Regions from separate parts of the Homo sapiens genome. Here regions 1, 2, 3, 4, 5 and 6 are each linked to region 7. A link is a loop called in an ENCODE intact Hi-C map of the cell type or tissue named here. Cell type or tissue: heart right ventricle. All regions are shown on one strand.

Region 1 (4,000 bases), 80 kb before region 7:
ACCTAGTTTTTAAGGTGACTGGCATCCATGTGTCTTGTTCTGGAGATGAGGATGTAGGTGGGAGGTTTGAACCCAAGTTAGAGCAGGAAGAACTGAGTAGACTCCTTCCTTCCAGATACCGACTTGGACTTGCGGCACTCTGTGGCTCCCCACCCCCAGGTCTGTGGTGGTTTCTTTGTTTTTTCCTGGTTCTTTTTGCTGTGCTGATGAAACATGACCTCAATAACCATGTGTATACCCACCCCTCTTCCCACTGGGTATTGAGGAAGGGTGGCTGATTCTTCCTCCTCTTCTACTCTGAGGATGTTAGTATGGGGATTTTAGCATGAATTCTAGCTGGGGAGTCTTAACAGATGCCCCTTTTACTGATACAGCACCTAAAGCGATCTTTGGCTCCATAGGACCATAGGAAGGGTCAGTACAGAAGAACCTAGATACTGCCCTGCCCCTGAGAACTGTGTATATGTGGGGCCTGTCTGCAGCACCCATCTCAGGTGGGTTCCAGAGGGCCTTTAGGGTATAATGAGAGCCTGTTAGGTGGAAGAGGCCCAGTTCCAGAAATGTTCCAGCCCACCCCTGAGAATTCCTCCTGTTTAGTTGTGTGGGAAGCCCTCGTCTTCCAGGCTGTCCTTGCGCCTTGAACCTGGAGAAGTGAGCTCACTGTTCTCAATACTTCACAAATGTAAAACTTTCTTTCGTCTGCATGTGCTCAGCCATCTAAATTGAGCAAATGATCTGGTGAGCACTGGGTTAGAATCAGGAATGGTGGAATACAATCTGAACCTCTCAGAGCCCAGAACAGAGGGTTCCTGACACTGTGACACTGTCTCCTGGAACTAAGTATCTCTTGAATCATGACTTGGTTTTAGATCAGTCAAGAGAGACCCAGGTTTTGCCAGGAATCGAATCCCTAAATAACATGTTTTTTTCTCACTTAGCTCATGAATTTGCATAGTAGACAGTAGTTCTGAATTAGATTTTGAAAACCTAATTTCAGGGCTCATTTTTTCCTGTGGCCCTAAATCCATTCTATCAAATTGTGTGATACTGACATGCAGTCATCTGAGGAACTCAGCGTAGATACTTGAGCAGCTCCTCGCCTCTTTTCTAACTCAAGTTTGACTAAAATACATACACTCCGTACAGAAGGTAGGGGGTTATGTAAGAAAGGAAAACCTAATCTATGGAATCAGGAGTTGTCACCACCGAGCTTCCTCTGGAAGTCTGCCCATCAGCTTGCTTGTTCTCTGTTAAGAGGAAGGGCTAGGACAAGGATTTGGGCTTGAATATGTGGAAAGGAATTTTCATAGTTGTTGCTGCAGGACCTACAAAAGTTTAAAATTAGATTGGATGTGACTCAATGACAAGTCCCATCTGTGTAATTGTTAAGGGGACCTGATTGACTCCTGTGGTTTGATTGAGCAACCAGGTAAATAGAGACCTCTCTCCAGCTTTGGCAAAACCCATCAGAGGCTGCTGCAGAACTCAGACAGAGGGATCTGCCCTTGGGTTTGCTTCCATCCTGTTCCATTGCTAAGCCCTTGTGACTTGGATCCTAGGACTGAAAAGTTTTTAGCTGCCTCAGCTTTCCCCTGACCTTACTGGCAGAGGTTCTGCAGATGTTTCCTTTGGAAGATCTCTTGCCAAGAATAGCATTCCTTTGGAGGAGGGGGGTTCTAGTTGGAATGTTGCTTTTCTTGGTTAGTGTAAATGTATTGCTAGTGAGACAGCTGCCGGCGCTGGAAAAGGCTCGTCTCACAGGGAGAGTGCTGGTCCCCAGAATGTGTGCTGTTCCCACGCTGCTGCCTTTCTTGAGCTTGTTAGAGGAAAGCCAGAAAGGCATTCAGATGGGATCAGTCTGGCTTTCAAATTTTTTTTAATTCCTAAGTTCTGTTTTATTTTTTAATTTTTTAAAAAAAATTTTATTAGAGACAGTCTCTCTCTCTTGCCTAGCTGGGAGTGCAGTGGAGTGATCATAGCTCACTGAGGCTTGAACTCCTGGGCTCGAGCAATCCACCTCAGCCTCCAGAGTAGGGGAGACTACAGATGTGTGCCACCATACTCAGCTAATTTTTAAACTTTTGTAGAGACAGGGTCTCCCTGTGTTGCCCAGGCTGGCCTCGAACTCCTGACCTCAAAAAATCTTCCTGCCTTGGCCTCCCAAAGCACTGGGATTATAGGTGTGAGCCATTGCGCCTGGTCATAAATTCTTGTTTTTTTGTTTGTTTGTTTATTAGAGATGGAATCTCTCTCTCTTGACCAGGCTAGAGGGCTGTGGTGCGATCTCAGCCCACTGCAACCTCTATCTCCTGAGCTCAAGCGATCCTCCTTAGCTTCCCAAATAGCTGGAACTACAGGCATGTGCCATCACGTCCAGCTAATTTTTGTATTTTTAGTAGAGAAGGTTTTACCATGTTGGACAGGGTGGTCTCGAACTCCTGGCCTAAAGTGGTCCACCTAGCTCAGCCTACCAAAGTGCTGTGATTACAGGCGTGAGCCACCATGCCCAGCCTCTAAATTCTGTTTTCTATTCAAAGTAAAAATGACATGTGTTTGAGTCATCCACTTGCTCATTTGCATATGGAATATTGTATGTGAATATTTTATTACACCCTTAAAATTAATTTTCAAGGGCTATATGTAGAGCTCAGAAGAAACATCTCTGCTGCTGAAATCAAACCTGGTCCAAAAAACGTCACAACGGAGGAAAGGAATAGATGGCTCTCGAGGACAAGATAGGGACTCTTAAAACACCTGCTTGGCCATGGTTGATTGACATTTGAGTGATCTGGTAGCCCAACACACCCTGTGAAGTTCAGGTGAACTGAAATGGGCAGGTGTAGGCTACACACCAGTCTGAACCAGCACAACCAAGAGTTGTTTCTCTTTTTTTTCTTTTTCTTTTTCTTTTTTTTCTTTTTTTTTTTTTTTTTTTTGAGATGAAGTCTTACTCTGTTGCCCAGGCTAGAGTACAGAGGCACAATCTCGGCTCACCACAGCCTCCGCCTCCTGGGTTCAAGCAATTCTCCTGCCTCAGCCTCCCAAGTAGCTGGGACTACAGGCATGCACCACCATGCCTGGCTAATTTTTGTATTTTTAGTAGAGATGGGGTTTCACCATGTTGGCCAGGCTGGTTTCGAACTCGTGACCTCAGGTGATCCACCCACCTTGGTCTCCCAAAGCGCTGGGATTACAGGCGTGAGCCACTGCACTTGGCCAGGAGCTGTTTAAGCCATCAGGAGACATGCTGACCCACTAGAAGAGGCTGCTACGCTCATTTCTTCCACAAACGTTTACTGGGCACCTACCATGAACCACCACCTCCCAGCTCTGTTCTGCACCCAGAGGTTGGAGGAGAGTTTATAACCAGGCAGTCTCTGTCGCTGTGAGGTTGGTGGTGAGGTGAGTCTGCCAGAGGGCCTGCCACCAGTTTCAGAAGAGCCTGCAGCCTGCATCTGATTTCCTCAGCCACAACCTTGGGACTTCAGGAAAAATCAGAAGGTCCCAAGTCTGAAAAATGAAGAGGTGGGGAGTGGGCAGCAGGGGTTTTAGGTCAGGAAATGGTAGGAAACCTGTAGTTGTGGCTCATAATCCTAGTGGGATATTAGAACCCTCTTCATTTGTCAGAACAGATTCCTGGGGTCTGCTCCCAATTATTCACACGGTGGTTCATGCCTGGTAATCCCAGCACTTTGGGCGGCCAGAGGCAGGCAGATTGCTTGAGCCCAGAAGTTTAAGACCAGCCTAGGAAACAGACCCCATCTCTACAAAAAATTCAAAAAGCCGGGCGTGAAGCCCTGTTTTTTTTTTTTTAAAAAAAGAGTCTGCTGGTGATGTCTGGGCATGTGTCTGCTTCACAGTCCAGTGTTATGATCAGTAGCTGTGATGGACAATGAACATTGCTGCTTGTTCAAAATGAAGAAAAAAAATATCAAAGAAAACCAGGTTTGGAAGTTTCAGATTTGGAAAAGGAGCTGGGCCAGCCCATCTGGAATAGCTG
Region 2 (4,000 bases), 89 kb before region 7:
GTGGGACTGTAGGCGCATGCCATCATGCCTGGCTAATTTTTGTGTTCTATTTTATAGAGACAGGATTTCACCTTGGTGCCCAGGCTGGTCTTGAGCTCCTGGGCTCAAGAGATTCTCCCACCTCAGCCTCCCAAGTAGCTGGGACTACAGGCGTGCGCCACCATACATGGCTTTTTTTTTGGTATTTTCAACAGAGTTGGTGTTTCACCATGTTACCCAGGCTTGTCTTGAACTCCTAGCCTTAGGTGATCTGCCTGCTTTGGCCTCCCAAAGTGCTGAGATTACAGGCGTGAGCCACCACACGCAGCCCCTATCTTTTTTAATGTAGAGAATAAACTACAAATAAAACTCCATCATTAGAGATCGGGTAACTATACTTTTCAGAGTACCTGGGTTCTGCTCATTTTGCACATAGTTTGGCTTATGTGTACATCTCTGTCCCATTTGACAGAAATTTGTAGGTCCCTTATTTGCTGTCTCTTGCATTGTCATAGTTTTCCTGAACTGAGGTGATTTTTGTTCACAAAGGTATCCACTTTATTTTATGAAGCACAGTCACTACAAATACCATATATGTTTAGGTAATTGCAGTGTTTCACAACAAATTTGGGATTGGGCTCTTTATTATCATTGGAGTGATTAAAAAAAAACTTTTGACAATCGTTTGTGTTTCATTGGTAGGAACTAGAACTGCTGTGAATTGTGGTAGGGTGTTGCCAAATGGGAAGGCCCTTCCTGGATCTCTGTGTCTGCATCGCAGAGTTTTCTAGAGTAGGAGGCTGTTGTTTAATGTTGCCTAATGCCAACGTTAGAGCTCCAGGGATTGACGTGTTTGCTGACTGCTCAAAGTCTATTTCAACACCAGTTTCTGGGTCCGAGTGAGTATTAAATAACTGCCTTGCTTTTTTGTCATAGGATTTTGGCATTAGAGAAGCTCGGTGCTGTCTTCAATCAAGTAGCCTTCCCACTGCAGTACACACCCAGGAAATTTGTCATCCACCCTGAGAGTAACAACCTTATTATCATTGAAACGGACCACAATGCCTACACTGAGGCCACGAAAGCTCAGAGAAAGCAGCAGATGGCAGAGGTAATGAGACTAACGTTCAGGGGTTCTATTAAAAGATGTGTGAAATTATGTTGAAAAGTTTAAACTGCCCGGCACTTTGGGAGGCTGAGGTGGGAGGATTGCTTGAGGCCACTAGTTCGAGACCAGCCTGGGCAACATAGCAAAACTGCACCTCTATTAAAAATTTTAAAAGATAGCCTGGTGTGTTGGTGCACTCCTGTAGTCCCAGCTACTTGGGAGGCTGAGGCAGGAGGATCACTTGAGCCCAGGAGTTCAAGACTGCAGTGAGCCATGATCATGCCACTGCATACCAGTGGCACTCTGGACACGAGACTCTATCAAAAGTTTAAACTCCTGTAATTGTTAGTATATTCTTTGTTTTTAAAGATCTAGGCTTTTTTCAGCTTTTTTAAGCAGAGGCCTTTGCCCCAAAGTACTTCATTTTAGAGCCTTTCTTGTAACCCAGGACTATACTCTGACCTCCATTTATTCACAATTAAGTTCCCTCTCTGAAACAGAATTCTCCCGTCCTTGAGCTTCCAAAATAGACTGTATTTCCTTTATTTGGGCCCAAAAGAGACAGCTTTCATGTTCTCCACAACACCAGCTCTTTCTAGAACTCATTGCCTAGCAGAAACCAAATAGCTACAACCACGTAGAACTGTATCCATCCTTAAAGAGTGGAGACAGAGTAGTTTTAGTAAGGGAAATCAGATGGGTTGGATAGAAAAGTGGAGTTTCCGTTGTCATTTTTCTCAAGCCACTAGTCCAATATTTGTCACAGCTATTGTTATTTTTGGTGTTTTCTACTAATATGTAACCAGCAATGTCTGGATTTCCCTTTCTGATCTTCTGTCTTCCCTAGTCTGTACACCTCTCCCTTTAATAGTCATGTCGGGAAATCCTGGCTGGGATGGCTGACTTTGCTGCTTTATGTATTGAGAACCCCCTGGAGTGTTCTTGCTACCTATCCTCTTCTCAGCCAGCCCCTACCTCTGAGCACGCCAACTCAGTTACTCGTTTTTTTGGGTTTAGGAAATGGTGGAAGCAGCAGGGGAGGATGAGCGGGAGCTGGCCGCAGAGATGGCAGCAGCATTCCTCAATGAAAACCTCCCTGAATCCATCTTTGGAGCTCCCAAGGCTGGCAATGGGCAGTGGGCCTCTGTGATCCGAGTGATGAATCCCATTCAAGGGAACACACTGGACCTTGTCCAGCTGGAACAGAATGAGGCAGCTTTTAGGTAAGCAGCCCAGGACAGTCCAGGGTTTGGCAGGCTGGAACAGGAGCTCTCTGAGTTTTGACTAAGGCCTTACTCTTGCTTCTTATTCTGTGTGTAGTGTGGCTGTGTGCAGGTTTTCCAACACTGGTGAAGACTGGTATGTGCTGGTGGGTGTGGCCAAGGACCTGATACTAAACCCCCGATCTGTGGCAGGGGGCTTCGTCTATACTTACAAGCTTGTGAACAATGGGGAAAAACTGGAGTTTTTGCACAAGGTAGGAATCTGCCAGTGGTTCTCCTAGATTTTAAGTCCCATTGAATTCTCTCACTTTTGCTTATGTTATGGATCAGGTCTTTTGGGGACCAGCTCCTTGATTCCAATCTCTCTCTTACCAGCACATGGAAAATGCTGGGGCCTTCTAGCTGCAGTGATGTTCTTGTGCCTGTGCATTCCACAGGAAGGCTTTGTGCTAACCATCCATAATGGGGAGATAGATGCACATTCAATTGGTCTCTTTCTTACTGTTTTAATAAGCAGGCAACAATTTGTGACCAAAATTCAGCAGTTTAAATAATTAATATTCTGGCTGGGCGCAGTGGCTCATGCCTGTAATCCCAGCACTTTGGGAGGCCGAGGCAGGCAGATCACCTGAGGTCAGGAGTTCGAGACCAGCCCGGCCAACATGGTGAAAGCCTGTCTCTACTAAAAATACAAAAATCAGCCAGGCATGGCGGCACGCACCTGTAATCCCAGCTGCTCGGGAGGCTAAGACAGGAGAATCGCTTGAACCCGGGAGGCGGAGGTTGCAGTGAGCCGAGATTGCGCCATTGCACTCTAGCCTGGGTGACAAGAGTGAGACTGTCAAAAAAAAAAAAAAGATTTAATATTCTTTTCCACCTGCATTCTCTGGGAAGTTACTGTTTAATGGGTACAGAGTTTCAGTTTGGGAAGATGAAAAAAATTCTGGAGGTGATAGTTACACAACAGTAAATGTGCTTAATGCCACTGAAGTGTATACTTAAAAATGACTGGCTGGGCATGGTGTCTCACGCCTGTAATCCCAGCACTTTGGAAGGCCGAGGTGGGCGGGTCACCTGAGCTCAGGAGTTCAAAACCAGTCTGGTCAACGTGGTGAAATCCCATCTCTATTAAAAATAAAAAATCAGCCAAGCATGGTGGTGGGCGCCTGTAACCCTAGCTATTCCAGAGGCTAAGGCAGGAGAATCACTTGAACCCAGGAGGCAGAGGTTGCAGTGAGCCGAGATTGCGCCACTGCACTCCAGCGTGGGTGACAGAGCGAGACTCTGTCTCAAAAAAAAGAAAAGGATTAAGATGGTAAACTTTATGTTATGACTATTTTACCATAATTTTTAAAATAAAAAGAATATTCTCTTCTCCACAATGACAGCATGTGGATTCCTTCAACCCTACCATAAGGGGAGTATCCTCTAAGAAATACTTCATAGACCCTTTTGCATATTAAATTTGTCTCTCCTTTACAACTGAGATGTCACTAGGCTGGGTGCAGTGGCTCACGCTTGTAATCCCAGCATTTTGGGAGTCTGAGTCGAGCAGGTCACTTGAGCCCAAGAGTTTGAGACCAGCCTGGGCAATGTGGTGAAACTCAGTTTCTACGAAAAATACAGATAATTAGTCAGGCTTGATGGCACATGCCTGTAGTCCCAGCTACTCGGGAGTCTGAGGTGGGAG
Region 3 (4,000 bases), 120 kb before region 7:
ACTTAATGTGGTACTGAGAGGCAGCCTAACTGACCACACAGCATTCATATTTCATGTTGTTATTTTCTCTGATCCTCATTATGGCTCTTCCTGCGGGTTTGAGTCTTCATTTGGGTAATTTAGTTATTCTTTGCTGCATTTGATTAAGGAAATACGTATATGGGAATTTGGAGATTTGTGACTGACTTCACTATGTAATGCAATGAATCTCAGCTGGAGTTTGGATAGAATTTTTGAAAGCACGTTTTTGTTTTTTGTTTGTTTTGTTTTTGTTTTTTGTTTGTTTTGTTTTTGTTTTTGTTTTTTCCTTGAAACAGAGTCCTGCTCTGTCACCCAGGCTGGAGCGCAGTGGTGTGATCTTGGCTCACTGCCACCTCCGCCTCCTGGGTTCAAGCGATTCTCCTGCCTCAGCCTCCTGAGTAGCTGGGATTACATGCGTGCACCACCATGCCCGGCTAATTTTTCATATTTTTAGTAGAGATGAGGTTTCACCATATTGGCCAGGCTGATCTCGAATTCCTGACCTCGTGATCCACCCACCTTAGCCTCCCAAAGTGCTGGGATTACAGGCATGAGCTACTGTGCCCTGCTGAAAGCACATTTTTAATACTAATTTTATCTTTCAAATTCCTTTTCCAATTCAGTCTTCCTTTTTATCTAAAATGATGGAGAAGTTTTCTTTTTTTTTTTTTTTTTTTTGAGACGTAGTCTTGCTGTGTTGCCCAGGCTGGAGTACAGTAGTGCGACCTCGGCTCACTGCAAACTCCGTCTCCCAGGTTCAAGCGATTCTCCTGTGTCAGCCTCTGGAGTAGCTGGGATTATAGGCACGTGCCACCACACCTGGCTAATTTTTGTATTTTTAGTAGAGATGGGATCCCACCATGTTGGCCAGGCTGGTTTCAAACTCCTGACCTCAAGTGATCTGCCTGCCTCAGCCTCCCAAAGTGCTGGGATAACAGGTGTGAGCCACTGTGCGTGGCCTTTTTTTTTTTTTTTTTTTTTTTTAGAGACGATATCTTGCTGCGTTTCCCAGGATGGAGTGCAATGGCAGGATTATAACCCACTACATTCTCTGAACTCCTGGGTTCAAACTGTCCTCCCACGTAGCTGGGACTAGAGGCACAGGCCATCACACCTGACTAATTTTTTTTTGAGACGGAGTTTTGCTCTGTTGCCCAGGCCGGAGTGCAGTGGCACAGTCTTGGCTCACAGCAACCTCTACCTCCTGGGTTCAAGCGATTCTCCTGCCTTAGCCTCCCGAGTAGCTGGGATTACAGGCATGTGCCACCACGCCTGGCTAATTTTTGTATTTTTAGTAGAGACGGGGTTTCACCATGGTGGCCAGGCTGGGTTCTGGTTGTTTATGATCTTTATTTTTTGGTGATCTAGGAACCAAACAACAAGAAATTGTTGTTTCCCGTGGGAAGATCTTGGAGCTGCTTCGCCCAGACCCCAACACTGGCAAAGTACATACCCTACTCACTGTGGAAGTATTCGGTGTTATCCGGTCACTCATGGCCTTTAGGCTGACAGGTGGCACCAAAGACTACATTGTAGTTGGCAGTGACTCTGGTCGAATTGTTATTTTGGAATACCAGCCATCTAAGAATATGTTTGAGAAGATTCACCAAGAAACCTTTGGCAAGAGTGGATGCCGTCGCATCGTTCCTGGCCAGTTCTTAGCTGTGGATCCCAAAGGGCGAGCCGTTATGATTAGTAAGTGATTTACTCTACTTGCTGTATATGCCTAGTTTAGGATAACAATGCTGTGCTCTTGGTGGTGTGCCAGTGCCAATTAATTACTTATGTGGGTTTGGCATCATGTTTGGATTTACTCTAGGTTTAAAGTTGCATTTCCTTTTTAAAAGAGTTGCATTTTCTTTTAAAACAATGGGAAAAATCTTAACACACCTTTCTACTTCCCATCTAGTTGGAAATGGGTGTTTTTCAATTTCTTTTTCTTTGGCAAAAAGACTACAATGAAATGATCTTATGTTATTAGACAGTGAATATCGTTGCTTTCATCAGCCTGAAGTGATGATTCACATTCATGTCTCTTCTCTGATAAATTCTTGAAGAAAATTTTTGTGTGTCTGATCAGGCCTCTAGAGGGCAGTCATAAATCGTTAGATCTATTTCAGAGAATAAGGCTAATGATAATTTTATGAATTACTGTTTTTCAGTATCCTTAAATGTAGGACTCATTAAAAAATTTTGACTAGTTAGTGGGATATTTAAGACCTGTATTAGGAAGAAGGGGGCCACAATGATGCCATTGTCTTTAAAAAAATTTATTTATTTATTTTTAAGAGATGGGGGTCTCAGCCGGGCACGGTGGCTATTTATCTTTAAAAGAGATGGGGTCTCAGCCAGGTGCGGTGGCTCACACCTGTAATCCCAGCACTTTGGGAGGCCAAGGTGGGAGGATCACTTGAGGTCAGGAGTTTGAGACCAGCCTGGCCAACATGGTGAAACCCAGTCTCTACCAAAAATACAAAAAATTAGCTGGGTGTGGTGGTGGGTGCCTGTAATCCCAGCTACTTGGGGCAGGAGAATCGCTTGAACCCGGGAGGCAAAGGTTGCAGTGAGCCGAGATAGCGCTACTGCACTCCAGCCCGGACGACAGAGTGAGACTGCATCTCAAAAATAAATAAATAAATAAATAAATAAATAAATAAATAAATAAATAAGAGAGAGATGGGGATCTCACAATGCTGCCCAGGATGGTCTTGAATTCCTGGGCTCAAGCAATCCTTCCTTCTGTCTTGGCCTCCCAAAGTGCTGGGATTACAGACTTGAGCCACTGTGCCCAGCTCCACTATTGTCTATTCTTTTTTTTTTTTTTTTTCAAATGAGGCAGAGTTTCGCACTTGTTGCCCAGGCTGGAGTGCAGTGGTGCGATCTCAGCTCACTGCAACCTTTGCGTCTCAGGTTCAAGCAATTCTCCTGCCCCAGCCTCCCAAGTAGCTGGGATTAGAGGCATGCACCACCACACCTAGCTAATTTTTTGTATTTAGTAGAGACAAGGTTTTACTGTGTTAGTCAGGCTGGTCTTGAACTCCTGACCTCAGGTGATCCACCCACCTCAGCCTCCCAAAGTGCTATTCTGATGATAGAAAACAGAATCCTGAGTTTTTATACTTGTAGAGTTACTGCTGTTAATAATGATTAAAAGAAAAGCATGATGTGACTCTAGCTGTTCTATAAGTCTCTCTTCTCATTATCTGGGAATCTTGTATGTTTTATCTCCTTCAACTACAGGTGCCATTGAGAAACAGAAATTGGTGTATATTTTGAACAGAGATGCTGCAGCCCGACTTACCATTTCATCTCCCCTGGAAGCCCACAAAGCAAACACTTTAGTGTATCATGTAGTTGGAGTAGATGTCGGATTTGAAAATCCAATGTTTGCTTGTCTGGAAATGGATTATGAGGTAATGGGGACCCTGTCTCTTTGCGTTTCTTTCAGTCACCTCAGTGTTTTTTTTTAAGATTGTTTTCCGGCCGGGCGTGGTGGCTCACGCCTGTAATCCCAGCACTTTGGGAGGCAAGGCTGGCGGATCATGAGGTCAGGAGATCGAGACCATTCTGGCTAACACAGTGAAACCCCATCTCTACTAAAAATACAAAAAGAAAATAGCCGGGCATCGTGGCGGGCGCCTGTGGTCCAGCTACTCGGGAAGCTGAGGCAGGAGAATGGCGTGAACCCGGGAGGTGGAGCTTGCAGTGAGCCGAGATCTCGCCACTGCACTCCAGCCTGGGCGACAGAGTGAGACTCCATCTCAAAAAAAAACGAAAAGATCGTTTTCTTCCTTGTGCATACCTTTTTTTCTTTTTTTTGAGACAGTCTTGCTCTGTTGCCCAGGCTGGGGTGCAGTGGCACAATCTCAGCTCGCTGCAACCTCTGCCTCAGCCTCCTGAGTAGCTGGGACTACAGGTGCTGCCACAACGCCCAGCTAATTTTTGTATTTTTAGTAGAGATGGGGTTTCACTATGTTGG
Region 4 (4,000 bases), 300 kb before region 7:
GGCTGGAGTGCAATGATGTGATCTCGGCTCACCGCAACCTCCACCTCCGGGGTTCAAGCGATTCTCCTGCTTCAGCCTTCCAAGTAGCTGGGATTATAGGCATGTGCCACCACGCCTGGCTAATTTTGTGTTTTTTTAGTAGAGATGGGGTTTCTCCATCTTGGTCAGGCTGGTCTCGAACTCCTGACCTCAGGTGATCCGCCCACCTCAGCCTCCCAAAGTGCTGGGATTACAGGCTTGAGCCACCGCATCTGGCTGATATACCATGATTTTTAAAGCAATCATAGATGTTTGGGTGGTCCCATTCTTTTGCTATTATAAATAATGCTTCATGAAATAACCATGAACTTAGCTCTTTTTACATGTATGCAAGTGTCTGTAGGATAAATTCCCCAAAAATGGATTTGCTAGGTCAAAGGTATATGCATTTGCGATTTTTTCTTTCTTTCTTTTTTTTTTTCTTTGAGATGGATTCTCTGTTGCCCAGGCTGGAGTACAGTGGGGGCTCACTGCCACCTCTGCCTGCCAGGTTCAAGCAATTCTTCTGTCTCTGCATCCCGAGTAGCTGGGATTACAGGTGCCTGCCTTGCATGCCCAGCTAATTTTTTGTATTTAGTAGAGACAGGGTTTCACCGTATTACCCAGACTGCTCTTGAACTTCTGAGCTCAGGCAATCCGCTCGCTTGGCCTCGCAAAGTGCTAGGATTACAGGCACGAGCCACCACGCCTGGCCTTTTTTTAAAATTTTTTTTAAGACGTGATCTTGTAGGTTGGACACAGTGGCTCATGCCTGTAATCCCAGCACTTTGGGAGGCCGAGGCGGGCAGATCATGAGGTCAGCCCTATCAGATTGGCAAATTCTAAAAGTTTGACTATTAATTCTGTGATGAGATTGTAGGGAAACACTCTCATTCTTGCTGATGGAAATATTAATTGGTGGCCGGGCACAGCGGCTCATGCTTGTAATTCCAGCACTTTGGGAGGCTGAGGCGGGTGGATCACCTGAGGTCGGGAGTTTGAGACCAGCCTGGCCAATATGGTGAAACCCTGTCTCTACTAAAAATACAAAAATTGCCCGGGCATGGTGGTGCATGCCTGTAGTCCCAGCTACTCGGGAGGCTGAGGCAGAGGAATCACTTGAACCTGGGGGGCAAAGGTTGCAGTGAGCCGAGATCGTGCCACTGCACTTCATCCTGGGCAACAGAGTGAGACTCTGTCTCAAAAAAAAAAAAAAAAAACACAGGCTCTTGCTCTGTCACCCAGGCTGCAGTGCAGTGGCTCAAACTCCTGGGCTCAAGCTGTTCTCCTGCCTCAGCCTCCTGAATAGCTGGGATTATAGGCTAATTTTTTAAATTTTTAGTAGAGACTAGGTCTTGCTATGTTGCCCAGGCTGACATTTGCAATTTTTGTCAGTATTTTCAAAGTCTTTTCCTTAGGTATTATACCAATTAATATTTCTGGGGTTTTTTTTTTTCTTTTTTTGAGACGGAGCTTTGCTCTTGTTGCCCAGGCTGGAGTGCAATGGCGTAATCTCAGCTCACTGCAACCTCCGCCTCCCAGGTTCAAGCGATTCTCCTGCCTCAGCCTTCCCGAATAGCTGGGATTACAGGCATGCGCCACCACACCCAGCTAATTTTGTATTTTTTAGTAGAGACAGGTTTTCTCCATGTTGGTCAGGCTGGTCTCAAACTCCCGACCTCAGGTGATCCACCCGCCTCAGCCTCCCAAAGTGCTGGAATTACAGGCATGAGCCGCTGTGCCCAGCCACCAATTAATATTTCCATCAGCAAGAATGAGAGTGTTTCCCTACAATCTCATCACAGAATTAATAGTCAAACTTTTAGAATTTGCCAATCTGATAGGTAAAAAATGGTAGACTATGTTTGCTAATAAGGCTGTATTTTAAAGTAGGGCTAGTAAGAGGTAACATATTCTGATCTGTCTGAAATTAGTCAAAATTTCTAGAAATTTAAAATTTTTCACCAGGTATAGTAGTTCATGCCAGTAATCCTAGTGCTTTGGGAGGCCAAGGCAGGAGGATTACTTGAGGCCAGGAATTTGAGAACAGGCTGGGCAACATGGCAAGACTCCATCTCTACGAAAATATTTTTGTTTTAAATTAGCTGGGAATAGTGGTGCATGCCTGTAGTGCTAGCTACTCAGGAGGTTAAGGCAGGAGGATGTGGTGGCATGCACCTGTAGTCCCAGCTAAGTGGGAGCCTGGGGTGGGAGGATCACTTCAGCTCAGGAGGTTGAGGTTGTAGTGAGCTATGATTGCACCACTGCACCTTAGCCTGGGCAACAGAGGGAGACCCTGTCTCAAAAAAAAAAAAATTTCTAGAAATAAAAATTCACTAAACATAAAGAAATGCCAACTATTTATATTTTGATTACTTAAAATAACTTTTCAGGCTGGACGCTGTGGCTCACGCCTGTAATCCCAGCACTTTGGGAGGCCAAGGTGGGCGGATCACTTGATCGAGGTCAGGAGTTCAAGACCATCCTGGCCAACGTGGTGAAACCCCGTCTCTACTAAAATTACATAAATTAGCCAGGCATGGTGGTGCGTGCCTAATCCCAGCTACTCAGGCGGCTGAGGCGGGAGAATTGCTTGAACCCAGGAGGTGGAGGTTGCAGTGAGCCAAGGTTGCGCCATTGCACTCCAGCCTTGGGCTACAAGAGGAAAACTCCGTCTGAAAAATAAAAAAATAAAATAAATTTCAGTGTATTTATTTATATTGTCCCACATTTTTGGTGGTTCTCATATTTGCCTTTCTAATTATGACAATTGTTTTCTTGTGTAGGTATTATCAAAACCAGTACCACTGCCGAGAAAACAGATGAAGAGGAGAAAGGTAACTACTTTTGGATGCCCTTGGCAAGAGACGGTATGACCCAGGGCTTGCCTTCCTGGAGCCAGGGGCACTCCAAGCTACAAGATCCAGGAGATGAGAGGAATCAGAGAAGGAATAGTCAGTGAGAGGAGGAGAACAAAACAAGTCCGAAAGCGGTAGCTCACACCTGTAATCCCAGCACTTTGGGAGGCCGAGGTGGGAGGATTCCTTTGGGCCAGGAGTTCAAGACCAGCCTGGGCAACATACTGAGACCCCATCTCTACAAAAGATTTCAAAATGAGCTGGGTGTGGTAGCACACACCTGTACTCCCAGCTACTTGGGAGGCTGAGGTGGGACGATTGCCAGAGCCCAGGAATTCTAGACTACAGTGAGCTCTGATTGCTCCACTGCACTCCAGCCTGGGTGACAGCAAGACCCCATCTCTAAAATAAATAAATAGAGACCTATCAGTGTGATGGTTTTTCTCCAGCCGTGCTTGACTGCCCAGGTGCTAGTGTGGAGAGGGAGAAAGAGTGGCTTCATAAGCCTGGGGTTTGCCAGATGAGTATGAAGATCTACTGGTTTCTTCCTGACAGAGGACAGAGCTGCCCAGTCCTTACTCAACAAGCTGATCAGAAGCAACCTTGTTGATAACACAAACCAAGTGGAAGTCCTGCAACGGGATCCAAACTCCCCTCTGTACTCGGTGAAGTCGTTTGAAGAGCTTCGGCTGTGAGTATTCGCTCCTTTCAACAGCTCTTCGTTGCCAGTCTCTCCCCACATAAAACTTAGCATCTGAGAGATTCTTGTGAGAATTTTACTTTTAAAAATTTAGTGTATTTTTTCCTTTTTTTTTTCGAGACAGAGTTTCGCTCCTGTTGCCCAGCCTGGAGTGCAATGGCGTGATCTCAGCTCACTGCAGCCTCTGCCTCCCGGGTTCAAGCGATTCTCCTGCCTCAGCCTCCCAAGTAGCTGGGATTACAGGCGCCCACCACCATGTCAAGCTAATTTTTTGTATTTTTAGTAGAGACGGGGTTTCACCATGTTGGCCAGGCTGGTCTTGAACTCCTGACCTCAGGTGATCTGCCTGCCTCGGCCTCTCAAGGTGCTGGGATTACAGGCGTGAGCCACCGTGCCTGGCTATTTTTTTTCTTTGAAAAGAAGT
Region 5 (4,000 bases), 490 kb before region 7:
TCTTGCTCTTTTGCCCAGGCTGGAGTACAGTGGTGTGATCTTGGCTTACTGCAACCTCCACTCCCAGGTTCAAGTGATTTCCTGCCTTAGCCTCCAGAGTAGCTGGGATTACAGGCACGCGCCACCATGCCCAGCTAATTTTTGTATTTTCGTAGAGACGGGGTTTCGCCAGGTTGGCCAGGCTGGTCTCAAACCCCCAACCTCAAGTGATCCACCCACCTTGGCCTCCCAAAGTGCTGGGATTACAGGCGTGAGCCACTGTGCCTGGCCCAAAGTAATTTTTGAGTAGTTTTTTTTTTTTTAAGTATTTGTACTTTTGAGAATCTCATAGGTTAACATGTTTACAACAATCTCTTCATCTTGTCTTCTAAATCAGCCCCTTCTATTCCAGTTCCAGGAATAGTCAACCACGCCAGAAACCTGGGACTCACCTGGTCTCCCCACTCGCCTCTCCCTACACCTCCCGCTCATTACCCAGCCTCACAGGGCTGTCTCCTCAGTGCCTCTCCTCTGTTCGGACCTCACTGTCCCCACCACTGCTGCTGTGGCAGAGAGGGTTGTCAGCCCTGACTTCGAGAACAATCTCTTACTGATTTTCCTGCTTCTCATGTCATCCCCCCTCCCTCTGCAGGGTTGTCTTTGTAAAACAGGGGAGGTCAATTTACTCACTGCCTTGAAACCCTCAAGGGACTCCCCTTTGTCGTGAGACAAAGCTCTCAGTCCTTAGCCTGGCCAGCCAGGGTCTCCAGGGTGTGGCAGGCCACGCTGCCCCAGGGCTCCGGCCTGCGCTGCGTGTGATGTGGGTCCTGCAGCCGAGTGCGTGCTCGCCATCCACAGCTGGATCTCACCTCGAATCCTGCTTTCCAGTCACACTGAGAGGTCTCCCACTCCCATATTTGCTCACTAAAATGCCTCCTGGCAGCCCTCCCCTGTGCTTGTGGAAAGTCGCAAATTGAGGATCACATGGACCCCCACTCCCCCAAGTTGTCCTGACAGAGACCTCCTGTCTTTCATTTGATTGATTGATTGAGACGGAGTTTTGTTCTTCTTGCTTAGGCTGCTGGAGTGCAGTGGCGAGATCTCGGCTCACCACAACCTCCGCCTCCCAGGTTCAAGCAATTCTGCCTCAGCCTCCTGAGTAGCTGGGATAACAGGCATGCGCCACCATGCCTGGCTAATTTTGTATTTTTAGTAGAGACGAGGTTTCACTATGGTGGTCATTGGTCAGGCTGGTCTCGAACTCCTGACCTCAGGTGATCAACCCACCTCAGCCTCCCAAAGTGCTGGGATTACAGGTGTGAGCCACAGTGCCTGGCCCCTCCTGTCTTTCAAAAGCTCTGCCCAAGACCACCATCATCCCACAGTGGAGCCTTTCCTTCCCCAAGAGAATGGCCCCTTTGGGGTCCTCACACACCCGTTTCTGATGTGTCTTTATTTGGTTATCTGCCCTGCTCCTTCTGTAAGTCCCTCGGAGAAAGACTCGAATTCTCCCAAACTCCAACACCTCACATGGTGTTTGGTGTTTAACAGATGATTAAATGAATGGGCAAAAAGTGGAGGGCAAAATCTTTAAAATGTCTTTTAAGATTTAAGGATTTTAGGCCAGGTGCGGTGGCTCACACCTGTAATCCCAGCACTTTGGAATGCCGAGGCGGGCGGATCACCTGAGGTTGGGAATTCGAGACCAGCCTGACCAACATGGAGAAACCTTGTCTCTACTAAAAATACAAAATTAGGCGTGGTAGCGCATGCCTATAATCCCAGCTTCGCGGGAGGCTGAGGCAGGACAATCGCTTGAACTCAGGAGGTGGAGGTTGCAGTGAGCCGAGATCACGCCATTGCACTCCAGCCTGGGCAACAAGAGCGAAACTCTGTCTCAAAAAGAAAAAAAGATTTAAGGATTTTAAATGTTTGATTTTTTTTTCTTGTTGAGATAGAGTCTTGCTTTGTCGCCAGGCTGGAGTGTAGTGGCGTGATCTCGGCTCACTGCAACCTCTGACTCCCTGGTTCAAGGGATTCTCCCACCTCAGCCTCCCGAGTAGCTGGGATTACAGGCACACGCCACCACGCCCAGCTAATTTTTTGTATTTTTAGTAGATACCGGGTTTCACCATGTTGACCAGCATGGTCTCGATCTCCTGACCTTATGATCTGCCCACCTCAGCCTCCCAAAGTGCTGGGATTACAGGCGTGAGCCACCGCGCCCGGCCTGAAAATTTTTAAATGATTGTTTGCCGACTTTACAACAGGACGATGTTGTTGTTCGCAGGCCAGTAGGTGGCGCTGTGGCACGTGATCTGAGCCTCCTGGATTCACACAACTGTTCATGTGGAGAACCCAGTGCCGGGACCCATTAGCACCCCAGTCAGGCTATGCGTCTCCCTCCCAAGGGTGCTCACCTGGTGTGGCCTTCATGGCACAGGGGGAGTGAGATGAGGCTCCTTTAGTACACCCTCCCCTGAGAAGAGCGACGTGTGCTTACCCTCCAGTGGCTTGTTCTCATGAAAGGCTCCACAGTTAGGGACCTTCAGATGCTTAGATCTGGGGTGTCACCTGACTCAAGCAGCTCAGAATCCCAGATTGTTGTGGTGGGTCAAGGGCATGGGGCTTTGGGTTTACTGGCCTGGGTCTGAATGCCAGCATTGCCTCTTCCTTGGTGTATAGGACCTTGGGTGGTTACTTTTCCTAGGCCTCTGTTTACTTGTTTTAAAATGGACAGTGATGCCTACTTTATAGGGTTGTTATGAAACTCAACTAATGAATATAAAATACTCGACCCAGACTGGCATGGTGGTTCACGCCTGTAATCCCAACACTGGGAGGCCAAGGTGGGAGGATCTCTTGAGCCCAGGAGTTCAAGACCAGCCTGGGCAACTTAGGGAGACCCCGTCTCTACCAAAAATAAAAAAATTAGCCAGGTATAGTGGTGTGTGCCTGTAGTACTAGCTACCCGGGAGGCAGAGGTGAAAGGATCGCTTCAGCCCAGAAGTTCAAGACTGCAATGAGCCGTGATCATGCCACCGCACTCCAGCCTGGGTGACAGATCAAGGCCCTGTCTCAAAAAATAAATTAACAGGTCGGGCGCAGTGGCTCACGCCTGTAATCCCAGCACTTTGGGAGGCTGAGGCAGGAGGATCGCTTGAGCCCAGGAGTTCAAGACAAGCCTGGGCAACTTAGGGAGACCCCGTCTCTACCAAAAATAAAAAAATTAGCCAGGTAGAGTGGTACGTGCCTATAGTTCCAGTTACCCGGGAGGCTGAGGTGAAAGGATCGCTTCAGCCCAGAAGTTCAAGACTGCAATGAGCCCTGATCGCGCCACTGCACTCCAGCCTGGGTGACAGATCAAGGCCCTGTCTCAAAAAATAATTAATTAAATACTTGACCCATTGCACGATCTTTCCATGCACGACAGCTGCTCTTCTATTATTCTTCCAGGATGAGCTGCACAGCCTGCCCCCTTGGGTTTCCAGGTTGTGGGAGATGAGCAAAACTGAATGACCTCAGTAGGCCAAGAGCAAAGGATGTGGGTCCGGACCTGGTGGCCAGTTGCTTGTGACAGGAGCTGGGCTGGAGTCCCCAAGTGCCACTAGTGCTGACATCTTTTAACTGTGTTCATTGTGACTTGTTTATTTCTAAAAGTAACCACTGGCGCCTTGGTGCAGATGGAACTCCAGGTGCATGCGGTGAGTTAACCATGGTCTGGGGAGCTTTGTTTCCACGCCTAGGACATGCATCTGTGTGCATGATATGTGAGCTGATATAGCCATGCCTCTGGTGATTTGAACGCCTGCGCTTCCCAGCTGCTTCAGGGCCCTGAACATCGCTGGATGTTTGTACTTCATTCCCTCCTCAGCCCAGCTGGTCCCACTCCGCAGCTGTGCTCTAGGCATTTCATCTCAACTGGGTGATATATTTGAATACAGCAATTATAAGAACAGCAACCTCAGAAGAACATCTGGCATCCAGACCTCCCCAGCCTAGTTCCACAAGGTACCAACTT
Region 6 (4,000 bases), 320 kb before region 7:
GGCCACTTCCGTGTCAGCGCTGGCCACAGTCCCTCCCAGCCTGGGTTGAGAAAGGAGACCTAGGGACTCTCCCCCAACCCCTGTCCCCATCCCAGGCCTGCTGCTCCTCCTCCCCAAGACGCTCCTCTCCCATCAGCCTTCCTGGGCATCTAGACCCTCCCAGCTGGGAAGGCTGTGCTTCTGTCGCTTCCCGGGGCCACCTGGGGCCACCTACCAGGGCCTTCCCTTGCAGGATGCTGCCCAGGAACTGCCAGATGCTGCTTTTCTCCGCCACCTTTGAAGACTCTGTGTGGAAGTTTGCCCAGAAAGTGGTCCCAGACCCAAACGTTATCAAACTGAAGCGTGAGGAAGAGACCCTGGACACCATCAAGCAGTACTATGTCCTGTGCAGCAGCAGAGACGAGAAGTTCCAGGCCTTGTGTAACCTCTACGGGGCCATCACCATTGCTCAAGCCATGATCTTCTGCCATGTGAGTAGCAGTGGCAGTGGCAGGCCTGGCCCTTCCCTCTCAGCCAGCTCCCCACAGGGCTCAGGAGGACTGGATGCCCCTGGGTGCCATGGGAAGAAACGAAGTGGTTTGTTCTCCTAAGGTTTTAGTGAGTCGTAAGAGGGAGACTTTGATTCCACTTCTTAGTGATTACTTGGAGAAAACCCCAAGTAACAGCCAATGAAATAATTTTTAGATTTTTAAGAATATAAGCTGGGCGGCTGGCACGGTGGCTCATGCCTGTAATCCCTGCACTTTGGGAGGCCAAGGCGGGTGGATCACCTGAGGTCAGGAGACCAAGACCAGCCTGGCCAACATGGTGAAACCCCATCTCTACTAAAAATACAAAAAATTAGCCGTGCGTGGTGGTGTGCACCTGTAATCCCAGCTACTCAGGAGGCTGAAGCAGGAGAATCGCTTGAACCCGGGAGGTGGAGGTTGCAGTGAGCTGTGATTGCTCCATTGCACTCCAGCCTGGGTAACAAGAGCGAAACTCTGTCTCAATACAAAAACAAACAAACAAACAAAAAACCAACAACAAAAAAAGAGTATAAGCTGGGCAAGTACCTGTAGTCCCAGCTACTCAAGAGGCTGAGGTTGGAGGATCGCTTGAGCCCAGGAGTTCAGACCAGCATGGGCAACATAGTGAGACCTCATCATTAAAAATATATATATGGCTGGGCACAGTGGCTCACGCCTGTAATCCCAGCCTTTTGAGAGGCTGAGGTGGGGGGATCTTCTTGAGCCCAGGAGTTCAAGACCAGCTTGCACAACATAGCAAGACCCCATCTCTACAAAAATTTTAAAAATTAGCCAGGCGTGGTGGTGCATGCCTGTGGTCCCAGCTGCTTGGGAGGCTCAGATGGGAGGATTGATTGAGCCCAGGAGGTTGAGACTGCAGTGAGCTGTGACTGTGCACTCCAGAGTGGGCAAGAGAATGAGATCCTGTCTCAAAAAATTTAAATTTAAAATAAAATTTTAAAATATATATGTTGTTTGTTTGTTTTTGAGATAAGGTCTTGCTCTATCATTCAGGCCAGAATACAGTGGCATGGTCATAGCTCACTGCAGCCTTGGCTCTTGTTACTAGGGCTACAGGTATGTGCCCCATGCATGTCAGCCTAATTTTTATTTTTATTTTTGTAGAGGTGGGGTCTTGCTATGTTGTCCAGGCTGGTCTCAAACTCCTGGCCTCAAGCAATCTTCCAGCCTCAGCCTCCCAAAGCCTAAGACTACAGGCACGAGCCACCATATCTGGCAAGAACATAGACTATTTAGGAATGAAGATCTTTGGCTAAAGCCACACTCTTCCTAGATACAAAAGTAACAGCAGTTACATAACTTATCTAAAAAGAAAAAAATCATATGACTAAAATTCTATTTGAAAGAAAAATTTTTTTTTGAGATGGGTTCTTGCCATGTTGTGCAGGCCAGCCTCGAACACTTGGGCTCAAGTGTGTAGCTTGGACTACAGGTGTGTACTACCATGCTTCATTGAGAAATTTTAAGCCTAACCTCCTAACTGGATTTAGCAGGGCCTTCATGTATTTTAATCGTGGCAAGCCACTTTTTAGCAGTTGTCTTCCTTTTGTTTTTAACAGGTCTCTTCATAAAAAACAATTCTTTTCACTACAGACTCGCAAAACAGCTAGTTGGCTGGCAGCAGAGCTCTCAAAAGAAGGCCACCAGGTGGCTCTGCTGAGTGGGGAGATGATGGTGGAACAGAGGGCTGCAGTGATTGAGCGCTTCCGAGAGGGCAAAGAGAAGGTTTTGGTGACCACCAACGTGTGTGCCCGCGGTGAGCAGAGGACGTGTCCCACCTGGTCTGCCAGGCTTGGGGTCCCAGGCCCAGTTAGAGCCAGAAATCCTTGTACACAGGGAAGTCGGATGGTCTCAGGGAGATGGGTGGGGTTGGTGACACTATTCCTTTCTAGGAGAGACTGTTTGGATTTCCCTCAGGTGATAAGAACTCCCACAGAAGCCAGGAGTCCTGACTTGGTGGAAGGAAATGTACAGGCATCTGACTGGTAGAGAACAGAGCCTGCTCTTCCAGGGATGCCCATCTCCAGAACATTGTGTCTCCCAGAGGCTTACTGACTGATTTCATAATTTTGTTGGCACCTGCCAAAGTTTTGTTCTTTTCCTCCAGGTTCTGCTGTATGCCTGTATGTGCCCTCTCTTGTACCCAATTCCCAGAGTTGGCCTGTCCCAAATGTATTTATTTATTTTTTTGAGACAGAGTCTTGCTCAATGGCCCAGGCTGGAGTGCAGTGGCACAATCTCAGCTCACTGTAACCTCCGCCTCTCAGGTTTAAGTGATTCTCCCGCCTCAGCCTCCCGAGTAGCTGGGATTACAGGCGCCTGCCACCAAGCCCAGCTAATTTTTGTATTTTCAGTACAGATAGGGTTTTGCAGTGTTGGCCAGGCTAGTCTTGAACTCTTGACCTCAGATGATCTGCCTGCCTCGGCCTCCCAAAGTGCTGGGATTACCGGTATGAGCCACCGCACTCGGCCCCCCAAATTCTTTCCCTTTACCCGAAGTTGGTATGCATTGACTTACCTGTGGACAACAGTGATTTTTGTCTCCTGTCCTTACTTCTCTCTGTCTCCAACTCTCAGGGACTCATTCATCACCTCTCCCTGCACCCCACCCCCTGACCCGTGCTAGTTTGGTATCTATGCCTGTAGCTTTGCTTTGGGGCATCATCTGAATCTCATACTGCACGGCCTTTCAGATCTGGCTTCCTGCACTCAATGTCATGCACGTCTCTTAGTGCCGTGTTCCCTTAATGCTGAGTCATGCTCCATTGTATGGATGGACCACATGACTGATTTGCCTCCTGTCCTTAGTCCTCTCAGCCTCCAACTCTCCTTCCTGCAGGCATTGATGTTGAACAAGTGTCTGTCGTCATCAACTTTGATCTTCCCGTGGACAAGGACGGGAATCCTGACAATGAGACCTACCTGCACCGGATCGGGCGCACGGGCCGCTTTGGCAAGAGGGGCCTGGCAGTGAACATGGTGGACAGCAAGCACAGCATGAACATCCTGAACAGAATCCAGGAGCATTTTAGTGAGTCCCGGGGAGGGTCCTGTGCCTGGCGCCCTTTGCTAAGTAGGGCGGGGTGGTGAAAGGGGTAGGATCTTCTGTAGCCCCAAGAGAGGCTCTGTCCCTAGCACACTCCCCTCCTTTCTGACCATATGGCAGTTCTCAGGGAGCACACCTGGAGACTTCAGGACCCAGGGACTCCAAGAACAGCTCCCCTGTGACTGGGCTTCGGGGCGTGGGGCTCTGACTGTTGCTGTCAGTGACTAGGGGCCCTGCTGCCCCCTGCTTAGGCACCCGGAGCCTTTGGGGCTGAATGAATGATTGCTGTGGCCCAAGATGGGGCACATTCCTGGGCAGGGTAGAGACCTGTGTATCTTTCCCCCAGATAAGAAGATAGAAAGATTGGACACAGATGATTTGGACGAGATTGAGAAAATAGCCAACTGAGAAGCTCCACCAGCCA
Region 7 (4,000 bases):
GCTGAGGCAGGAGGATTGCTTGAACCCAGGAGTTTGAGATTGCAGTGAACAATGATGGTGCCACTGCACCTGTCTGCCTGGGCGACAGAGCAAGACCCTATTTGAAAAGAAAAACATGAAAAAATCTCCCATAGAGATTTGGTAGTCATGCTATGAACACAGATAGTGTTGAGTCATGCTGTTTTTAAGCTTCACTAAGCATATCTAATTGTTCTCATAGCACAGCCACATCTTTGACAATGTGATTTTTATTGGCTACATGCATTATTATGGAACGTCTAGGCCATTTCCAGATTTTCACTGTTATAAAATAAATGCTGCTCTGTACATCTTTGTTCATAATTTATTGGTTATATCTTTTTTGCTTTTCTTCCAATTTATTCCTAGAAGTGTATTTACTGGGTGAAAGAGTATAGACATTTTTAAGGCTTAGTGGTTTGAAGGGTGCGGATACTACTAAATCGATTAATAACAGAAATTGCTAAATTGCTTTCCAGGACAGCACTTGTCTCACTACTTGGCCAACATCAAGTAGTAATTGTTAAAACGAAATGAGCTGGGTGTATGACCGGGCATGGTGGCTCGTGCCTGTAAATCCAGCACTTTGGGAGGCAGAGGCAGGGAGATCAACTTGAGGTCAGGAGTTTGAGAACAGCCTGGCCAACATGGTGAAACCCCATCTCTACTAAAAATACAAAATATTGGCCGGGTGTAGTAGCCCCTGCTTGTAATCCCAGCTACTTGGGAGGCTGAGGCCTGAGGCACGAGAATTGCTTGAGCCTGGGAGGTGGAGGTTACGGTGAGCTGAGATTGTGCCACTGTACTCTAGCCTGGGTGACAGAGAAAGATTCTGTCTAAAAAAGAAAAAGCTGGGAAGCTGGGTGTAGTGGCACATGCCTCTCATCCCAGCTACTCAGGAGGCCACGATGGAAGGACCGCTTGACACTAGGAGTTTCAGACAAGCCTGGGCAACATAGCAAAACCCTGTCTCAAAAAAAAAAAAAAAAAGCCCCAACAACCCAAAACCACAAACACAAAAACTTTTTCATTTGAATAAAATGGGCCAGGCACAGTGGCTCACACCTATAATCCCAGCACTTTGGGAGGCTGAGGCAGGAGAATTGCTTGAGCTCAGGAGTTCGAGGCAAGTCTGGCCAACATGGCGATACCAGGTCTCTACAAAAAATACAAAAATTAGCAGGCGTAGTAGCATGCAACTGTAGTCCTAGCTACTCTGGAGGCTGAGGCAGAAGGATCGCTTGAGTCTGGGAGTTCTAGGATGCAATGAGCCATGATCCCACTACTGCACTCCAGCCAGGGTGACCAAAAAAAAGAAAAAGAAAAATTATATCTGATTGTTTTAATGTGAATTTATTTATCTAGTTAGTGAGTCTGATATTTTGGGTAGTTGCTGGCCTACTTCTGTTTTATTCTTTCTGCTCTGATGGACTTAACCTTTATTCATATTTGTTGCGAATTCTCTCCTTTTTTTCTGTTCAGTCACATGGAAATCGTATAGGCTGTTTTTGGAGTCACAGTGACCCCCAGTGGCAAAGGATGGTAATGTTTCAGCGGCTCGTTTGTTGCAGGAAGAGAGGCAGCCAAGTATGAGATCTGCTTAACGTCCTAGAATGACCAGACTGGAAGGCGCTACAGACCCGCTGGCATAGTTAGCTGGGAGGGACACTAAGATCAGATAGAGCAGGAAGGAAAGTGGTGTGGGGCGTGGGTGACTGAAGAGTCATTTTATCAAGTTGAAACCAGAATCCAGGATGATTCGATCTCCTGAATGCCGGGCTGGAAAACCCAGCAACGAGCTTTGAAAACATATCACCCGGACACCAGGGGCAGAGGCTGTTCTGGGCGGGAGGTTGTGCCTGCCCCACGGAGCGACAGAAGCGGGGAGACCAGACGTCGACCCTGAGGCGTGCCTCCTGGGGGGCTCCAGTGGCCGGCATGGGGTGGGTGTGGACTCTCTGCACTGCTAGTGCCTGCCTGACCTTGCTGTTCTGGAGCCAGACCCCAGGGAAAGCATTCCAGATCCCGTGCCCCCCACCACACCTTTCCCATTGGTGCTTGTCTCCTATGCAAATGGATGATGGTTGTGCTCGGCTTTGCGTGTTGTGGACGGCGTGGATGAGATGGAGGGTGCTCATGTGCTCTTGTCGGGTGTGGTCCACAGATCTTGGGATCTTCCTTGGCGTGGCCTTGGGGAATGAGCCTTTGGAGATGTGGCCCTTGACGCAGAATGAGGAGTGCACTGTCACGGGTTTTCTGCGGGACAAGCTGCAGTACAGGAGCCGACTTCAGTACATGGTAACCACGTGGGCACCAGCTGTGTCCCTGTCCCCGCGTCCCGGGGTTCACCTGGCATAGGCCTCTGGACATTCAGAGCCCTTCTTAGGACCTGTGTCAGCCCTGAGCCGACCATGGCCTGTTTCTCTGCCTTTCTCCGAAACCTACCCATGCACCTGGTCTGCACTTACTGACCCTCCTCCTGCCATCTCCTGGGGCCTCCACCCCTCCTCCTCGATCTCACTTTAATCCCACCTCCATGATGGCAGTCACCATATGACTCAGGAATGGACACCTGGAGCTCTTTGACAAACCCCAGGCACTTATTAGCCAGGGAGCTAAAGACCTAGAAATCGGAATATTTGGTTCTTTTTGCAGAGTGGAGATGTCTGTGTGGCTCTATGTATCTTTTTTTTTTTTTGAGACGGAGTCTTGGTCTGTCACCAGGCTGGAGTGCAGTGGCTCAATCTTGGCTCACTGCAACCTCCACCTCCCCGGTTCCAGTGATTCTCCTGCCTCAGCCTCCCGAGTAGCTGGGACTACAGGTGCGCGCCACCATGCCCAGCTAATTTTTGCAATTTTAGTAGAGACGGGGTTTCACCATGTTAGTCAGGATGGTCTCCATCTCTTGACCTCGTGATCCGCCTGCCTCAGCCTCCCAAAGTGCTGGGATTACAGGCGTGAGCCACTGCGCCCGGCCCTTTTTTTTTCTTTTTAATTTTTTAACTTTTCCTAAAAATCCTTTTCTTTTCTTTTGAGACAGGGTCTTGCTCTGTTGCCCAGGCTGGAGTGCAGTGGATAATTTCAGCTCACTGCAACCTCCACCTCCAAGGCTCAAATGATCCTCCCACCTCAGCCTCCCAAGTAGCTGGGACTACAGGCATGCACCACCATGCCCAGCTAATTAAAACTTTTTTTTTGAGTAGAGACAGGGGTTCACCATGTTGCCCAGGGTGGTCTTGAACTCCTGGGCTCAAGCAATATGCCCACCTTGGCCTCCCAAAGTGCTGGGATTATAGGTGTGAGCCACCATGCCTGACCAATGTATCTTTTTAAATTAATTAATTTAATTTTTAGAGACAGGGTGTCACTCTGTTGTCCAGGCTGAAGTGTAGTGGCGGGATCATAGCTCAGTGTAAACTTAAACTCCTGTGCTCAAGTGACTGTCTCTCCTCAGCCTCCCAAGGTGCTGGGATTACAGGCGTGAGCCACTGCACCTGGCTTGTGTCTTTTTTATTTTAACAGCTTTACTGAGATATAATTTACATATTTATATATAAAAGACATAATTTACTCATTTAAAGTGCACAACTCAAAGAGTTTTTAGTTCACAGAGTTGTGCAACCATCACCATCATAGGTTTTAGAACATTCTCACCCACAAAATAACATGTTTTTCTTGAAGTAACGTGTCCTCACTCTTGAGCCTGAAATTTCTGCCTTAACAGGAACTGTGTATTTTGTTTCACCCACCCTGAGTCCCAGAGGAAAGTGAAGTGTTTTTATCCCAGCTGGGAGCCAGGCACACCTCTCTGCACAGGACCACCTCTGCCGTCAAAGGTCTGGGCCCTGAGTTCTCTCCTCCTACATCAAAATTCATCTGGAGGCCGGGCATGGTGGCTCATACCTATAACCCCAGCACTTTGAGGGGCTTGAGCCCGGGATTCAAGACCAGCCTGGGCAACAAGAAGAAACCCCATCTCTAC

The links. A loop is a pair of places that touch in the nucleus more often than their neighbours do. Peaks named below come from ENCODE experiments on the same cell type or tissue, not always from the same donor. Only the 100,000 strongest peaks of a DNase experiment are listed, where the experiment ranks them.
Region 1: it touches region 7 in a loop (8-fold over the local background); 42 of 110 quality-filtered maps call a loop at or near these places.
Region 2: a loop joins it to region 7, with 2.0 times the contacts of the local background. A loop is called at or near these places in 42 of 110 quality-filtered maps.
Region 3: it touches region 7 in a loop (8-fold over the local background); 84 of 110 quality-filtered maps call a loop at or near these places.
Region 4: a loop joins it to region 7, with 4 times the contacts of the local background. A loop is called at or near these places in 26 of 110 quality-filtered maps.
Region 5: it touches region 7 in a loop (5-fold over the local background); 11 of 110 quality-filtered maps call a loop at or near these places.
Region 6: a loop joins it to region 7, with 13 times the contacts of the local background. A loop is called at or near these places in 23 of 110 quality-filtered maps.

Annotation. Positions count from the first base shown.
Region 1 is chr16:70,572,281-70,576,280 of GRCh38, forward strand. It overlaps SF3B3 (splicing factor 3b subunit 3), which reads left to right. Exons shown (of 26, transcript NM_012426.5): 26 at 1-4,000. Among named protein-coding and RNA genes, the nearest start is that of SNORD111, 36 kb to the left of the region's middle. RefSeq lists an enhancer at 3,392-3,461. In heart right ventricle, no CTCF peak of the experiment used is centred here; DNase peaks (open chromatin) are centred at 128 and 1,661; H3K27ac peaks cover 3,436 bases.
Region 2 is chr16:70,562,961-70,566,960 of GRCh38, forward strand. It overlaps SF3B3 (splicing factor 3b subunit 3), which reads left to right. Exons shown (of 26, transcript NM_012426.5): 18 at 916-1,090; 19 at 2,105-2,310; 20 at 2,408-2,564. Among named protein-coding and RNA genes, the nearest start is that of SNORD111, 27 kb to the left of the region's middle. In heart right ventricle, no CTCF peak of the experiment used is centred here; no DNase peak of the experiment used is centred here.
Region 3 is chr16:70,527,484-70,531,483 of GRCh38, forward strand. It overlaps SF3B3 (splicing factor 3b subunit 3), which reads left to right. Exons shown (of 26, transcript NM_012426.5): 3 at 1,390-1,716; 4 at 3,262-3,434. SNORD111B (small nucleolar RNA, C/D box 111B) reads left to right here and starts at 2,016; the gene lies at 2,016-2,116. In heart right ventricle, a CTCF peak has its summit at 2,101 (motif pointing right); no DNase peak of the experiment used is centred here; H3K4me3 peaks cover 434 bases.
Region 4 is chr16:70,352,681-70,356,680 of GRCh38, forward strand. It overlaps DDX19A (DEAD-box helicase 19A), which reads left to right. Exons shown (of 12, transcript NM_018332.5): 3 at 2,805-2,855; 4 at 3,432-3,567. Among named protein-coding and RNA genes, the nearest start is that of DDX19A, 7.8 kb to the left of the region's middle. In heart right ventricle, no CTCF peak of the experiment used is centred here; no DNase peak of the experiment used is centred here.
Region 5 is chr16:70,162,978-70,166,977 of GRCh38, forward strand. All of the region lies in intron 1 of LOC400541 (a long non-coding RNA gene), which reads right to left. It also overlaps a transcript of PDPR not described here. Among named protein-coding and RNA genes, the nearest start is that of CLEC18C, 8.8 kb to the right of the region's middle. RefSeq lists an enhancer at 3,751-4,000. In heart right ventricle, a CTCF peak has its summit at 2,266 (motif pointing right); DNase peaks (open chromatin) are centred at 1,324, 2,274, 2,994, 3,464 and 2 weaker places.
Region 6 is chr16:70,329,599-70,333,598 of GRCh38, forward strand. It overlaps DDX19B (DEAD-box helicase 19B), which reads left to right. Exons shown (of 12, transcript NM_007242.7): 9 at 233-470; 10 at 2,124-2,286; 11 at 3,370-3,561; 12 at 3,923-4,000. The coding sequence ends at 3,984. All of the region lies in intron 3 of DDX19A-DT (DDX19A divergent transcript), which reads right to left. Among named protein-coding and RNA genes, the nearest start is that of DDX19A-DT, 15 kb to the right of the region's middle. RefSeq lists an enhancer at 2,982-4,000. In heart right ventricle, a CTCF peak has its summit at 2,148 (motif pointing right); no DNase peak of the experiment used is centred here.
Region 7 is chr16:70,652,356-70,656,355 of GRCh38, forward strand. It overlaps IL34 (interleukin 34), which reads left to right. Exons shown (of 6, transcript NM_001393494.1): 2 at 2,183-2,316. Among named protein-coding and RNA genes, the nearest start is that of IL34, 7.8 kb to the left of the region's middle. In heart right ventricle, CTCF peaks have their summits at 1,545 (motif pointing left) and 1,747; a DNase peak (open chromatin) is centred at 1,576; H3K4me3 peaks cover 581 bases; H3K27ac peaks cover 540 bases.